2 separate regions of the Homo sapiens genome follow, and region 1 is linked to region 2. A link is a contact called in ENCODE Hi-C or POLR2A ChIA-PET data. All regions are on one chromosome and are shown on one strand. Each heading gives the region's core, a stretch centred on a gene start or an enhancer-like site at or near the end of the contact. The rest is flanking DNA. Distances are from core to core; before and after follow the strand shown.

Region 1 (7,316 bases), core at 2,423-4,922, 66 kb before region 2:
TGGCAACTCTGTTATACATCTGGATTAAGGACCCTCAGCCTCAACCTAACCTTTCCTCCATGAGGAACCGTCTCACTGTTAACTGACTAGTGTAGCCTGCCTGGCCATTAGCCTACGTGAAATAAAGTTTTGCTTTAAAACAAGTGTAAATCTCATACAGCAGATAAGTGCAGTAGCAGCAGCATCTTGCAAGTTGTAAAGAAGATAGCGGCGATGTAGCTGGACTTGAAGCCAGACAGGAGGAATTAGGGAACTCTGTCACTGAATTACAGCACGCAGAGTTGAAAACCATTTGTAGACAATTTCGTGTTACAGTAGGTAGCCTTTAGCTAGTAAGCAAAGGTCTCTGTTTCTCATTTCTTTCCTGTTCATCTTCATTGTTGTCCTTCTTCCAAAACGGCAAACAGCCAAAGCAGAAGGCAATTTCAGTATTAATCTAACTAAGGTTTTGTGTAGTTTACTATCATCCAGGTAAGCAAATATAACTGCCTGCCTGCGTGCCTGCCTGTCCCCAACCCCTGCTCTGCGTTTTCATTTAATAAATATTTTGGTGTTCTACTTACCATGTGCTAGATTTTCTGGAAACCACAAAGAAAATGAGGTAGAGTCTTTATATTGACAGCTGATAAGTTAGATTTAACATAACTGACAAAAATTAAAAATTGCAACTTTTATAAAAATACCTTATATATGTCTGAATACATACTGAATGTAAGGTAGTTGACAAAAATAATTACACCTGCACTTACGGGCAGTTTCTCATGAACTTGTCAATTTCTATTTTTTCTACTTCCTCATTTCAGTAGATGATGCATATCTGAACCTGGAAACCGCTTCCCACTGTAGAGCGTGTCTGAGTCATGTCCCTTAGCTTCAGCAGAGCAGATCCAGCAGGCTCTGAGCTTGACCTCTTTGCCTGAAGCGAGACCTCTAGGTAACGTCTCCAGGGAGGGTGGCACAAAGGATCCTGGATCTCCTGATCACAGCAGCCCAAGAGTGCCGTGTGTGCACCATGGCTCAAGAAGACTTAAAAAGGGGAAAGTATGACTATTTCTAATCTGTAGTATTTCAGTATTTTTAATGTTTCGGTAATCTGTATGAAAAAGAATTTGCAATAAATAGAATAATTTGCCTAAAATTGAATCTATTTCACCAATAAAATTGGCTTTTAATCAAGTGATAAATCCTGTAAAATAGATAATAAATGCAGTACCAACATAGTTTGATTCTAGTACACTGAGATAATCTTGAATACGTTAAGAAAGTCTTGTTTGTATAGAAGAGTTTCAAATCATGTGAGTGATGAAGGGACCCTTCTGTTGAACCTTGGTGTGCATTTTAGGTCCATTTTGGGTTTACTCCTTTGTGCTGCTTCATGATGCCTTAGGACAAGGACAAGGCCTAGGCCTCCTTGTCTCAGTTCCCTCCTGCTCTCTCTGTTGCCCTCCTCCTTCCACCTGGAGCATGGCCCAGCATCAGGTTGGCGCATGCTGTGATCAGCTACCTCCATGTACCACACCAAGCAAAGCTCTCTGGGTGACACAGTTGCCACCACCAGGGCACTGACCCTTACTCTGTGTTCTCCTAGCTCCTCCTGAGGGTGCTGTAGGAGACATCTGCAAAAAAGAAGATGCTGGCAATGTAAGACACTTTTCTTGGTCTTAAACCGAAATGTTACTTTCCTGGCTGCTTTCCTTTCCAGTCAAATATACACATGGGAATCTGACAGGGTGCATTATCTATGATGTCCACAGTTCCCTTGCTGGGTGGTACTGGTTGGCAGCCTCTCACCAACCCACACCTGGCATACTGGGGCCTTGTAGATGGCAGCATTCCCTATCCACTGCAATGCAGAGGACTTTCCCTCAGCAGCAGTTTTCCCCATGGATTAAGAGTTGTGAAAGTGGCTGGGTCCGGTGGCTCACACCTGTATTCCCAGCATTTTGGGAGGCCAAGACAGGCGGATCACCTGAGGTCAGGAGTTCAAAACTAGCCTGACAAACATGATGAAGCCCCGTCTCTACTAAAAATACAAAAGTTAGCTGGGCTTGGTGGCATGTGCCTGTAATCCAGATACTTGGGAGGCTGAAGAAGGAGAATCGCTTGAATCCGGGAGGCGGAGGTTTCAGTGAGCCGAGATCAAGCCACTGCACTCCAGCCTGGACAGCGAGACTCCTTCAAAAAATAAAAATAAAAATAAAAAAGAGTTGTGAAACTGCCCATCTAAATAAACCTTAAAGGTAAATTCTATTGGAAAAGTTCTTGTCTTTTCTGTAGGTGTACTTTGTGCTAGTTTTGGGGGACTTTGACCTTTGACTCTACCACTATACTTACAATTTTCTAAAGTTGCCAAGAGAATAACAGATATGTGTGACATGCGTGGCATCATCTAATCCTCCTAATGTGTTCTATAATTGCAGATGCCATCAACCTCAGAGGGGAGTATTTACCTTGAAATGGCTCACTTCCTGAGGAACAAACTTGCTGGATCTAGTGTACGGAAACCTGATTCTGGGTTCCTTTGGGAAGGAGCATTACGGGCCTGGTGAGAGCAAATGACTTTCCAGTAGAAAGCTATGGCCAGAGAGGCTGCAGGAATATCTGTGAACCCAGAGGAAAGACCAGGGAATCCTGTGTGAGGCAGTGGGGCTTCAGCGGGACTAGGAGTGGGTAGCCTCTCTCAAATGACTTCTCCTGTTGTTTGTGTTTCTCCAGTGTGGGTGCTGGAGAGCATAACTGATGAGGAGGACTCTCCAGCTAGGGAACTGCTTTCCAGGTGGGACTCAGTGGGCAAGGGTTCCCAGGGCCCTTCAGGGTATTCCTGCTGCTTGGGAGGCTGAGGGAGGGGGCATAGAATCAAAAAGAAAAAGGAAATATGTGTAAAGTTTGGTTTGGTCTTTTCCAAGTTTATTGGCGTAGTGGTGAGAACTGTCTCTATGGGCTATGAGGGTGCCGTGTTGTTTAAAGATGATCTTTCCCAAAACACCTTTTCTGCCTCTGCATCTGCCAAACATCACAGCTTCTGCGTTGGATTAGTCAGCACTCCTTGATATTGTGCAAAAGAGGTTTAGGGTTCCCTCAACCTGTGGTGGAGGGAAGGTGAGGGCCACGCCTCTCACAGGCACATGCTTGAACCTGGAGACAAAGTACTCCTAGGGTTTGCCCAGGGCTGTAGGAAACCTTGATGATCATCCTCTGAACTTTTAGGACTTTTAAAAGCACATTCATGTTTCTGTCCTCGCTGTTGACTCCTGGTTTAAAGGGATTGCCCAGGGTGGATGACAGAGCGAATATTCACTCTGGGTTCACTGCTGGAGCTCCAGTGCCCTGGGAGGGGAGAGGAGAAGCCTGACCTTGAGCACAGCTCCAGCCTCCACTCCCCACCCCTATCGCAGGCTCTGGGCTGTGGTTTCATTTTCCCCAGTTCTCTAACTTCTCAGGAAGCCCAGAGTTTCTCCCTAAAGAAAGGTGGCCCTGCACTCTTTCCTCTCCTCCAAAATTAGGCTTCAGTAGTTGTCCTCTAAGTTGATATTTAGACCTTAAAATCTAGACTTCTTGGATCAACAAGAAATACGCAGGAAGTTCCACATGATCTCGTGTGATAGCACGTAACTTAGTGCTACAGGTGACAGTTTTATTTTTGGAGGAGTCTTATTTTACATAGGGAAATAGAAAACTAAGTGGCTTCCCTTGAGGCAGCCCGAGGGCTCCACTGGACCCAGAACTCTGAGTTCTGATGCTGCCTATCATTTGCTTTTCCTCATGAGCTCCTGGACCACCTCATATCACCAGCACCCTCTACCCAAGGTCCTGGAGCCAACACTGGAGTAAAAGAGCACAAGAGAACTCCTTAGAGGTGGAAGGTAAGACAGCCCTGCTTTCTCCCTGAGATTTCTCTGCAAAAAGTGCAGACAAAAGTAAATTGGAACCCCTCAATGGGGTTCCATTGGAATTATCTACAGAGTTTTAGAGTGGGGAAGGATAGCAGAGAACATTTAATTCAACTTTTTCTCTTCCCAGATACAAAAATTGGGGTTATACCTTTAACCCCAATGAAAAAATAGTAGTTTCTTCATCATTACAGATGTCCCTGTTTTTTTGTTTTTTGTTTATTTGTTTGTTTGTTTTTTGTCTTTTGTTTTTGACGGAGTCTCGCTCTGTCACCCAGGCTGGAGTGCAGTGGTGTGATCTCGTCTCAGCTCACTGCAACCTCCACCTCCCAGGTTCAAGCGATTCCCCTGCCTCAGCCTCCCAAGTAGCTGGGACTACAGGCACATGCCAACATGCCCGGCTAATTTTTTATATTTTAGTAGAAATGGGGTTTCAACATGTTGGCCAGGATGGTCTTGATCTTCTGACCTTGAGATCCGCCCACCTCAGCCACCCAAAGTGCTGGGATTACAGGTGTGAGCCACTGCACCCGGCCCCTTACCATCTCTTATTTCTTCCTCTACTTATGCTCTCTGCCCTAAATGGGGTCCTCAGGACCATCCATCAGTGTCTTCATAGAGAATGGAATTTGCACCTTCTCTGTGGGATAATGCATTGCCTCTACACAGTTCATGCATATTCTATGAAAGCAGTATCCAGCCATTAACACATTACTACAGTGTTTACCAATGGCATTCAGTGAGTTTGGACATGATGGACAAGGACAGACTCAGAAGGGACTAATTTCAAGAGGGTACTTTGTCAAGTCAGGCCAAGGGTCCCTGAAGGCAGTGGGGTGAAAGGCAGCAGCCAAAAAGGATGTTTGACATTTTCTCATTTTCCGGTCACAATTTTCAAATAGACCTATGTTGTCACAGGAATTTGCAAAACATCTCAAAATTAAATTTTAACACACGTATAGAAAGCAGGGAAAACACGAATGTACAGCTCAGTGATTCCTCACAAAATGAGCACCCATGCACCCCTAGTCAGGTCAGTATTCCAGACCCACTAGCCACCTTTGGGTCCCTTCTGAAGGTGACTGCTGTGACTTCTAATGCCCTGTTTAGACTTCTCCAGGTTTGCATAATTATGCATAGAAGAAGTCAATATGTATTGCTTGGTGTCTGGCTTCTTTGCTCACGTTGTTTTAGAGATTCAGTCAGGTAGTTAAGCATAACCATAGCCCTTTCGTTTCCTCACCGTATAGTATTCCACTGCGGTCACATGTTGTAATTTATCCACTACTATTGATGGATATGAGGATTTTTTTTATAATTTTGGCTATCACAAATAATGCTGCTTTGAGCATTTTTGTCAATGTTTTTGAATAATACAGGCACCCATTTCTGTTGAGAAGATTGTGAGAAGGGTGCATATCTTTTATTTTCATTAATAACACCAAACTTTTTCCTAAATGGTTACATTAAATTATGCTCCTTTAACAGCCTACGAGAGTAGCCATTTCTCCAAATCCTTGTCAAGTTTTAGTTTTATCTCTCATTAAGAGTTGAATTACTCTGGTTAGTCTTTCATTTGAATAGCCTTTTATTTTTAAAATGTAACAAAGAAAAGAAACTTCATCTTATTCTAATTATGTTAATTTTCGTAATCAAATTCAGCACACCATCAGGCATCTCGAACAGATAAGTGGTGGTAGCTTACTTTTTCCTGAGCAATGCACACATTTTCCATTTACAAACATTAATATGACCGGGCACAGTGGCTCATGCCTGTAATCCCAGCCCTTTGGGAGGCTGACGCAGGCAGATCACTTGAGGCCAGGAGTTTGAGACCAACCTGGTCAACATGGCAAAACCCCATCTGTATGAAAAATATAAAAACTAGGTCCAATATGGCGGCACCCAGTGGCGGTGTGAACTGTGAGGAGTTCGCCGAGTTCCAGGAATTACTCAAGGTGATGAGGCCTATCGATGACAGAATAGTACATGAATTAAACACTACAGTTCCAACGCCTTCCTTTGCAGGGAAAATTGATGCCAGCCAAACCTGTAAACAACTTTATGAGTCTTTGATGGCAGCTCATGCCAGTAGAGACAGAGTCCAAAAAAATTGTATAGCCCAGACTTCAGCAGTAGTAAAAAACCTCTGAGAAGAGAGAGAAAAGAATTTGGATGATTTAACGTTATTAAAGCAACTTAGAAAAGAGCAGACAAAGTTGAAATGGATGCAGTCAGAACTGAATGTTGAAGAAGTGGCAAATGACAGGAGCTGGAAGGTGTTTAATGAACGCTGCCAAATTCACTTCAAGCCGCAAAAGAATGAATAAAAAGTTTTGTTTTTTTTAATTTATTTTTTTATTTTTAGGACTGGCTCATCTCATGAGAGCTAAGCATGACAGATATCAACAGGGCGGGTTTTCTAGGACCATTTCTGAGCCAACAGTCCAAGACGTTTTGTTGATTTCAGCCCCACTTAGCCAAGACCTCAAGTATAAATAATTCTGATAATTATGGAGAAATCAACTGCTATTTTATACTGATTCTGAAAAAAAAAGTTTTGTAACTATTAAAATAATTTTCTGAAAAAAAAAAGAAAAATATAAAAATTAGCTGGATGTGGGGGCACATGCCTGTGGTTCCAGCTACCAGGGGGCTGAGGGATGAGAATTGCTTGAACCCAGGAGGAGGAGGTTGCAGTGAGCCGAGATCATGCCACTGCACTCCAGTCTGGGTGACAGAGCAAGATTCTGTCTCTTAAAAAAAAATTAATATATCAATCATTTTGAATTGTAATCTTTCTGTAATGCTTCCTTTTAACATTTACAAACGGAGGAAACTAAACTATTGAAATTTGTGAAGTAGTAAAATTATGATTTCAGCTGTGCCCCTTATCCTGCAATACTCATTTGTCAGTGCCTTTAGGACTCATGTCACATGGATTAAACTTAGAGTGAAACACAAAGCCAAAATTATGGCCAGGGGGTTGTTGACTCACATGACCTCTTCAGGAGGCAGTTTGGTTCTGCCAAGGTTAAAGATAGTGTAACTTTCTAGCCATCCTACTTCCAGGAATGCTTCACCAGATACAATCATGCATGAGTGCCAGGAGCGATGCAGAAAAAGCTGTTCACTGCAGCATGGTTTCAATAGCAAGATTACTTTATAGCTCTTAAATAATGAAATGGATTTACATTTGAAATGCAGAATGGTAGCTAAGATGCATTGACCAGTGATATATGCAGAGCTACAGAAGACTTTGTTTAAATATAATCATGCAGAAGCATGCGTTCCTGGTGCTTGTCTGTATTTGCAGATACAGTGCAGGGATGATATGCAAACAAAAATGCTAACTTGGTGTTTGGGAGTTCAGAGTGGAAGGGAAACTTCCTTTCAAACCCTTTCAGATATTTAGAATAATTTCTA
Region 2 (7,209 bases), core at 255-2,754:
ATCAGAAACTTTTGAATGTCTCTGGGAAGCTAAACTAGGAAAACCTTCCTCTACTCCAATAATCTAGTTGGAAAGGGAAAAAAGAGCCAAGGACTTTGTCTTTCGGTGACATTGTGAACTTTCAAGGAGGAGAGAATAAATCCAGTCAGTCAGACAAAAAAGATGACAGGTTGCTTGGGGGCCCAGACAATACACACCCTGATGTAGCCTGTGTAGGATTCCAGGACTCAGAGAGAGGCAGACAAATGAGGGGTGACCGGTAAGAGCTGCTTCCAGAGCTTCAGAGCAGACCTCCATCCTACATGACCTGTGGGGGGAAGGGGTCCTCTGAGTGCTGTGGCTGCTAAATTGCCAGGGTTGGTTTGTCAGACACTCCTGCACTGGGTCCTCTAATGCAGGGTTCTGTGGCTTGGGGCTAAAACAGTGCTTAGATGTGCCTCAAAAGAATATTCCAGACCAGGGCTATCCAATAGAACTTTCTGCAGTGATAGAGATGCCTTCTGTGTATGTGTGCACTGTCCAAAATGGTAGCCAGTAGCCACATGGCGCTATGGAGCATTTGAAATATGGCTAGTGTGACCAAAGAAGGGAACTGTATTTTATTTTTCATTTTAATTAACTGAAATCCTAACAGCTGGCTATCCCATAGGACAGCGCAGATCTATGATGGTGTGTGCAGACATTTCCTAAGTGTTTACGGCAGAGGGGTGAAAAAGAGGGATCTTGCATTTTCAAATCTGTCTGTGGTTCCCAGGAGGGGACAATACCCCAACCCAGGGTGCAGCCCCTGCACACGTGTGAGGACATTTTTGGCTTATCATGGTTCTTGAGGGATGCCATGAGTATTTCCTGAGTAGGGCCAGGGATGCTCAATGATGGGCAGTGAAAGAACAGACCACACAGAGAACCGCCCTAGAGAAGCAGTGCCCAGGACAGAGCCTCAGCCACACTCAGAACAGCTGTTATCCACCATGTCATTTTGTCACGGCTCAGGGCCAGGAAAGGGACAAGGGGTGAATAGAATAAGCATTTGCACGCCGAGTGTCTGTGTACATGCATGTGTACTTCAAAGAACACACCCTGGCTGCAAGTTTTCATCTGATCGGTAAGCGCAAATCCTATGCACCAATTCTATAATTTATCCTCACTCTCTGTCGGTAGGGTAGTAGGCTTGGGATTGGTCCGCGTAAAGTCTTGGTCGCAGTGGGCCCTGGTGCTTTAGTCAGGACCAGCTTTCTCCCTGCTCTGGAATCTGTAAGCTTGCTCTGCGCCACCTGGTGGTTAGAAAAATTCTGACCCTGGACTCTCCTTGATAAACCTGAATTGTTTCTTATGCCAAAAACAGAGGGAAGGCGGGGAATAAATTGCAAATAAACGTGTTCGTTCCATTCCAAAAACGTTTGCTAGTGGAAGGCAGCATGAGGTGGTTATAAGCTCCGATGCCAGGGAAGCGCTCTGGAGAAGACCCTGACAACGAGAGGGCCTCACCGCCCCGAGAGCTCACCAGGCACAAGCACCTCCCAGGGGACGCCCCGGCTAAGCTCCCTCCCAGGAAAGCCCCCTCAAGGCTTCGGGACAGACCTAACTGGGTTCCACCATCTTCCCTCCCTCCCTGCCCGTTTCTCACGTGGGCTGCTGGCTTCCCTCCATCTCACCTTCCCTCACTCTCTGTTTCCCTTCTGTTCTGTGATCTACTCATGTCGCACCCCTTGTGGCTGCTTCTCCACAGACTTGCAATGTGCCCTCTCTGCCCTGTTTCCTTCATTCCGTCTGTAAGCAGGGGGCTCATGGCTGCTGCTGGACACACAGCCTAGGCTGGGGAGGGGCAGGGTGAGGGGGCATTTCAAGAGGGCAACATGGACAGCCTGTGGCGTCGTCACCAAGCCAAACATGCCCTGTACTTTAGAGAGCAAGGGCTGAACAAGGAAGCCTGTGGACACAGGCACGCCAGGTCACAGCTGCTCAGAGGCGAGTCAGAGATGTCTGGATGAACTTGGGCTCTAACTTCAGCAGCCTTTCCTATGCACTCTTATGGGGTCTCAGGGTTTGCTACTGCAGCCTGAGAACATCCTGGGCTTCCTTAAGCCTCCCCCTGCTCCCCACAATGGTGTCCTCCCCTCACTCCCAGGGGGAATCTCTGAGCTTAATAATTCAAGCACGCTCAACTGTGACAAGGGACCCGTGTCAGCATAGGAAATGTTATCTGCCTCTGTTGATTCCTCAGTAAAGAACCTCAAAGGCCTCAGCAAATGACTGCGTGGCCTGTGAGAACCCTTGCCACCCTCCCAGGGTGGACCTTGGATCTAAGATCCTCACAGCCCATGGCAAACTCCTCCAGGATGGAATAAAAGCCAGGGTCAGGGGTGCAAGGGGCTCCCAGGTGCACATCTAGACATGAAAGCTGCATGCCAGAGGGGGCCATTCATGCCTCACCTGAAGCCCCTGACACCTGGCTTCCACATGCTGAAGTCTGGCTCAGACACCTTGTGCTGGAGTCCCGGTAGCTCCACAGGCAGGTGGCCAGTGCAAATGTACAAGGCCCACACTCTGAAGGCCCTGCACGTGGGGATGTCTTGAAGTTCTCAACAACTATCTTAGAATTTATGTTTTGTAAGCTAAGTCTGATGGGACAGTGGAGGCTGCATCCTCCTGCAGGGTCCATCCAATAATGGGCCATTGGCAGCCCACTCCCCGACCCTGCCCAGAAAGTGCAGCTGCACTCCCCATCAGAGATGGGCACAGGGAGGGTTGGGCTGGATGCACACCTTGTGCCACGTCACAAGGCATGGGTCCACACACCCACGCAGGTCTGTTCCTGAAGCAAGACATGGAATAGCAAACGAAAAACACCATGGCAGGTCAACAGAGTGACTGCAGAGGGAGGTCTCTGCATTTCCTGCATGTTCATTTTGCACTGGGCCCTGCAAATCATGTAGCCAGCCTGGCTGTAGAGCACCCCCTAACTCCAGGGTCACTGCCGGCTGGAGTCACCCGGACCAGGATGGATTACCAGCAGCTTCTGGAAACTTTTGGCACCCCTACCATTCTAGCTCACTTGGGGAACATGTACGTGCATGTCCTGGACCAGGTGGCTGTGCAGCTCAGAGATGTCAGGGAACTCCCTCCAGATGCCTGGGCCACGCTGATTTCCACTTGTCAAGTAACTTCTGTCATCCTGTCCCTATTCTCACTGGAATTTCTGGTGACCATCAGAGCAATCTGTGCCTGTGAATTTTCTGTCTCTCCTGTAGCTGTCTACAAGGCACATGGAGGAGGTAAGGAGCTGAGAGGATGGGGACAGAGCCAGGGTCTGGTGGCCAGTGAGTCCCTGTGGGCCAGAGGTCACAGCTTGCCACTCTGTCCATATGGAGACTCTCAGCCCATGCTCACCGCAAGAACAAGGACTGAGGTGTGAGGAGCCTCATGTGTCTCAGTGGGACTATGCTAACACCTTTGCCCCACTCACTTCCTCTTCTTGTACTGTCCACTCTCTTCTCTGATAATAGGGATACATTAACTCACTCTTTTTGTCAAGAGAATCAATCAGTTAGGATCATAGCATTACATTATTTAAGATGATGCTCAGCTCTGAAAATAGGAATGGTGGTGGGGGCGCACTCAGTCCTTCAGTACTAACAAGTGCTCTTTCATCATAAACCAAAACTTTGTTGGTGTCACTTCTAATTTCATCCTATCATTTAGGTCAATGATAGAAACATACAAGCACTCAGAAAAAAAGGCCAGGTGCTTGGAAAATTCTGGTCTTTCTCCTGTATAGATCCTGGAAGAGAGGCATTCGGGCTGGCTAGGGGATTTGCTTCCCATTCTGGAGAATGAAGCCTCCAGAGACATGAACAAGAGAATGAGATGTTCCAAATAGGTTTGTTCTCAATTATCTATGACCAAAAGCATCCCAAAGACTGACAGGGTCACAATGCTAGGGCGCAAGACCGTCCTTCACTTATGGGCCTGAATCATAGGTGCAATGGTGGTTTTGTGGTCCTTCAGCTAAGGACACTTGACTTTGTTATTGCAGAACTAAGCACATATCATTGTTTTATTTAGGACTGAACCTAAATCACACTTAAAAAATGAAACATGAGTTCAATTTTTAACACAACCCTTTCAAAGATAGGATCCAACAAGCAGTCTATGTGATAAGCCACTGAAGTGCTGACTGTCCCCGTCAAGGTCTTCGGTGCAAATCATGTAAGGTGTAGATTGTTCCACTTCTTGAACTGTAAAGCCCAACCTCTAGAAAGGGCTACGGAAGTACTTTCAGTAAAGAGGAGAAGCAAGATTTCTGTGTATAGGTTCAAATATTTGAACAGGGCCGTTCAGACCAATTTTGTTTCTAATTTCTTCTTTCCCAATCACTGCCCACCTCACGTATCATTCCTGTGAAATCACTGCCAAATCTCATCTTAGCTTCAGGCAATAAAAGCTTTTGGTTTGGCTCTGAGATTTGGAAAAGGTGGCACCCAAGAATCATGGAAGAGATCCATGCTGGGCCCTGAGAGGCAGGTAGCTGAAAGCATTTCCATGTGCTTACGTATTTCTCAAAGCACATGTTGAAATCCTGAATGTGCCTTGGCCTACTATCTAGTAGGGTATGTTCAGTCTCTAAAGTAGGCATGGAGGGCTGGGGAAAACAAAGAATCCCGTAAGTTAAATAAAATTCTTCATGAACTGAGTAGCATGGCGTCTATTTGTTTTTAAAAGTGTTGGGTAAGTATTGGTGAGTAGAAATGAGTGGGAACCACATTACTAAAGGCCTGCCAATTTCAATCAAAACAGAATAGCATTTGCTGAGTGCTTTTGCTCATGTAGTTATTAACAGTTATTGAAAGTGTAATATGTGCCAAGCACTGTTCTAGGAAGAGGGAGAAAGGGTGCCATGGCTCTCGTGGAGCACATTTTAATGGGGGAGACACACAACGAAAACATCAACACACAGCACAACTTCCAGAGCCGGGGAGTGCTATAAAGTCAAATCAAACAAGAGCAAGAGCAATCTGGGGTGGAGGGAGGCGATTACAGGTAGAGTAGCTGAGGACAGTCTTGATGTTTATCGTATACTTTTTTTTTTGGTGAGACAGACTCTTGCACCGTCGCCCGGGCTAGAGGGCAATGGCACGGTCTTGGTTCACTGCAACCTCCACCTCCTGGTTCAAGCGATTCTCCTACCTCAGCCTCCCAAGTAGCTGGGATTACAGGCACCTGCCACCACGCCTGGCTAATTTTTTGTATTTTTAGTAGAGATGGGGTTTCATTATGTTGGCCAGGCTGGTCTTGAACTCCTGACCTCGTGATCCGCCCACCTCAGCCTCCGAAAGTGCTGGGATTACAGGCGTGAGCCACCACACCTGGCCATTGTGTACTGTTTTTCAATCGCTCTTTACAAGAGCTTTGCACCTGTGAACTCTAACCCCACAACTGCCCTGTCAGCAGGTACCGTTGTCCCCAGGTTATCCGGTGAGGAAGCTAGGGCATAGCAGATGTCAGCCTCGAGGCAACATCCCCGAGTGGGGAAGGACCCAGACAAAAATCTGCAAAACGGCCTCTAGGCAGGGACCTAGACAGGCAGATCCTGTGGCCAACTGGGGAGTGCCCAGGCATGGGGACAGGATAGCTCCTCACAGACTGTCCTCAGCCACCATCAGGCCATGTTGAAAACCAAATGAAGTCTGCTAAAATGACTTAGGCTTTAGTCTGAAATGCATTGCACTGGTTATCAGGAAAGTTTGACTGTCAGAACAGGAACTAAGTTCACTCTCTCAGCCATCATCCTAATGTTTATTGTCTACCATTTTTAAATCACTCTTTACAAGAGCTTTGCACCTGTGAACTCTAACCCCACAACTGCCCTGTCAGCAAGTACCGTTGTCCCCAGGTTATCAGGTGAGGAAGCCAGCCTGCCTGGACCCCACAGCCTGCTGTGCGGTCCCAGTTAGGAATCCAAGGCAGGCAGACTTGCTCAGAGCCACACTCTCCAGCACCACACAATACCACTGCCATCGGCTTCAAAGAATCCCAACAGGAAAGCCCAACGTGCTTTTTAAGAGATATTAGAATAGTTTACAACAAAAGGTGCCTTAACCCAGGTTCATATTCTTACACATGGGGAAAAGGAAGAACTTCTTTAGTAAGAGTCAAGTGATGTCCAAATCCTGGGCTGTCCTTTACATGCTCAGGCCCTGAACCTTCACTTACCGATGCCGCTTCTGCAAGGATGCTCCCCAGCCAGCCAGGCCCTGCATCTGATGTTCCCCACGGTATGGTTTACTACTTGGATCAGAATTAAGATAAATGTTGAGATCTGATGGAAAAATGTTAAGTATGAGACATGAAAAAGCAAAGGGAGAAAGAAATCTCTATGACAGAGACCCTGATTTCAATCTTCCTGGATGTTCCAACTCCTTAGTGCAGGAAAATCTGAGACCTGAGATTACCACAGGATGAAAGCCATAGCATCTGATCTAGGAAACCAGCCAGTCTGAACCACGCTGCTTAGTTTTTAACAACCAAATGCTCACATTCCTATTTAAAAATCAAATTAAAAGCTCAACCTCCAATTTGGCCTACTGTTGTTTTTCATTTAACATAAATGACAGAAAACCAAGAAGCCAGTTCAAACAGTATCTCCTATTAGGAATATTAACATCAGAAACATTCAGAGTAAATTAATTCCTCTGAGTTTGTTTACTCACCTGAAAAATGGGGATAAGAGAATGACTGTCAGGGCTACATGTAATAATATGGTGAAGCCACCCGGAATGTGTGTAACAACGTAACAGCGACTGCTGTATGATTGCCTATATTGTTTTCTACTAAAGTCCTATAATGAGAATTAGGAAAAGTTAATAAAAAATAACTTCTGATTGACCTCAAATGCTTTAAGATGTAAGTAGATTGTATCATCCCTAGCATAGCTGGTTCTCCTCTCCCTCTGCCCCACAGGCGCCCAAAGGCTCTGGCCCCTTTATGATTTGGTGAACGAATGTAGGTCAGGTGTCTCACTTCTGGGATGAGCAGCACATTGCTGGTACAAGACCATCTTGAGTTCCTTTCTCCTATCACCGGGATCTGTGGTCCCTTGTTCTGCCCTGAGAGCAGCAGACATGGGGCAGAGCTGACCTGTGGTGGACATGTGGCACGAATGGAAATGAGCCTTCGTCATGTTAAACCAGAGATCTGAGGGTTATTACT

The links. A loop is a pair of places that touch in the nucleus more often than their neighbours do. ChIA-PET counts read pairs that join two places held with the same protein, here RNA polymerase II (POLR2A). Pooled maps may share reads with other maps.
Region 1: a map with no recorded cell type shows a loop between it and region 2 (14-fold over the local background). The contact joins the promoter of LINC01887 here to the enhancer-like site in region 2. A Hi-C loop is called at or near these places in 6 of 37 single-sample maps with no recorded cell type and 8 of 50 pooled maps. POLR2A ChIA-PET finds 5 or more read pairs at or near these places in 1 of 52 experiments (PC-3).

The regions. Positions count from the first base shown.
Region 1 is chr18:10,622,776-10,630,091 of GRCh38, reverse strand. It overlaps LINC01887 (long intergenic non-protein coding RNA 1887), which reads left to right and starts at 3,672. Exons shown (of 3, transcript NR_146509.1): 1 at 3,672-3,863. It also overlaps the pseudogene MIX23P1.
Region 2 is chr18:10,554,703-10,561,911 of GRCh38, reverse strand. No RefSeq gene overlaps it. Among named protein-coding and RNA genes, the nearest start is that of NAPG, 32 kb to the right of the region's middle. RefSeq lists a silencer at 1,126-1,420 and enhancers at 996-1,498, 1,851-1,910. Within about 2 kb of position 1,504, at least 2 of the 41 ENCODE cell types and tissues checked have a DNase peak (open chromatin) inside an H3K27ac peak, as active enhancers do.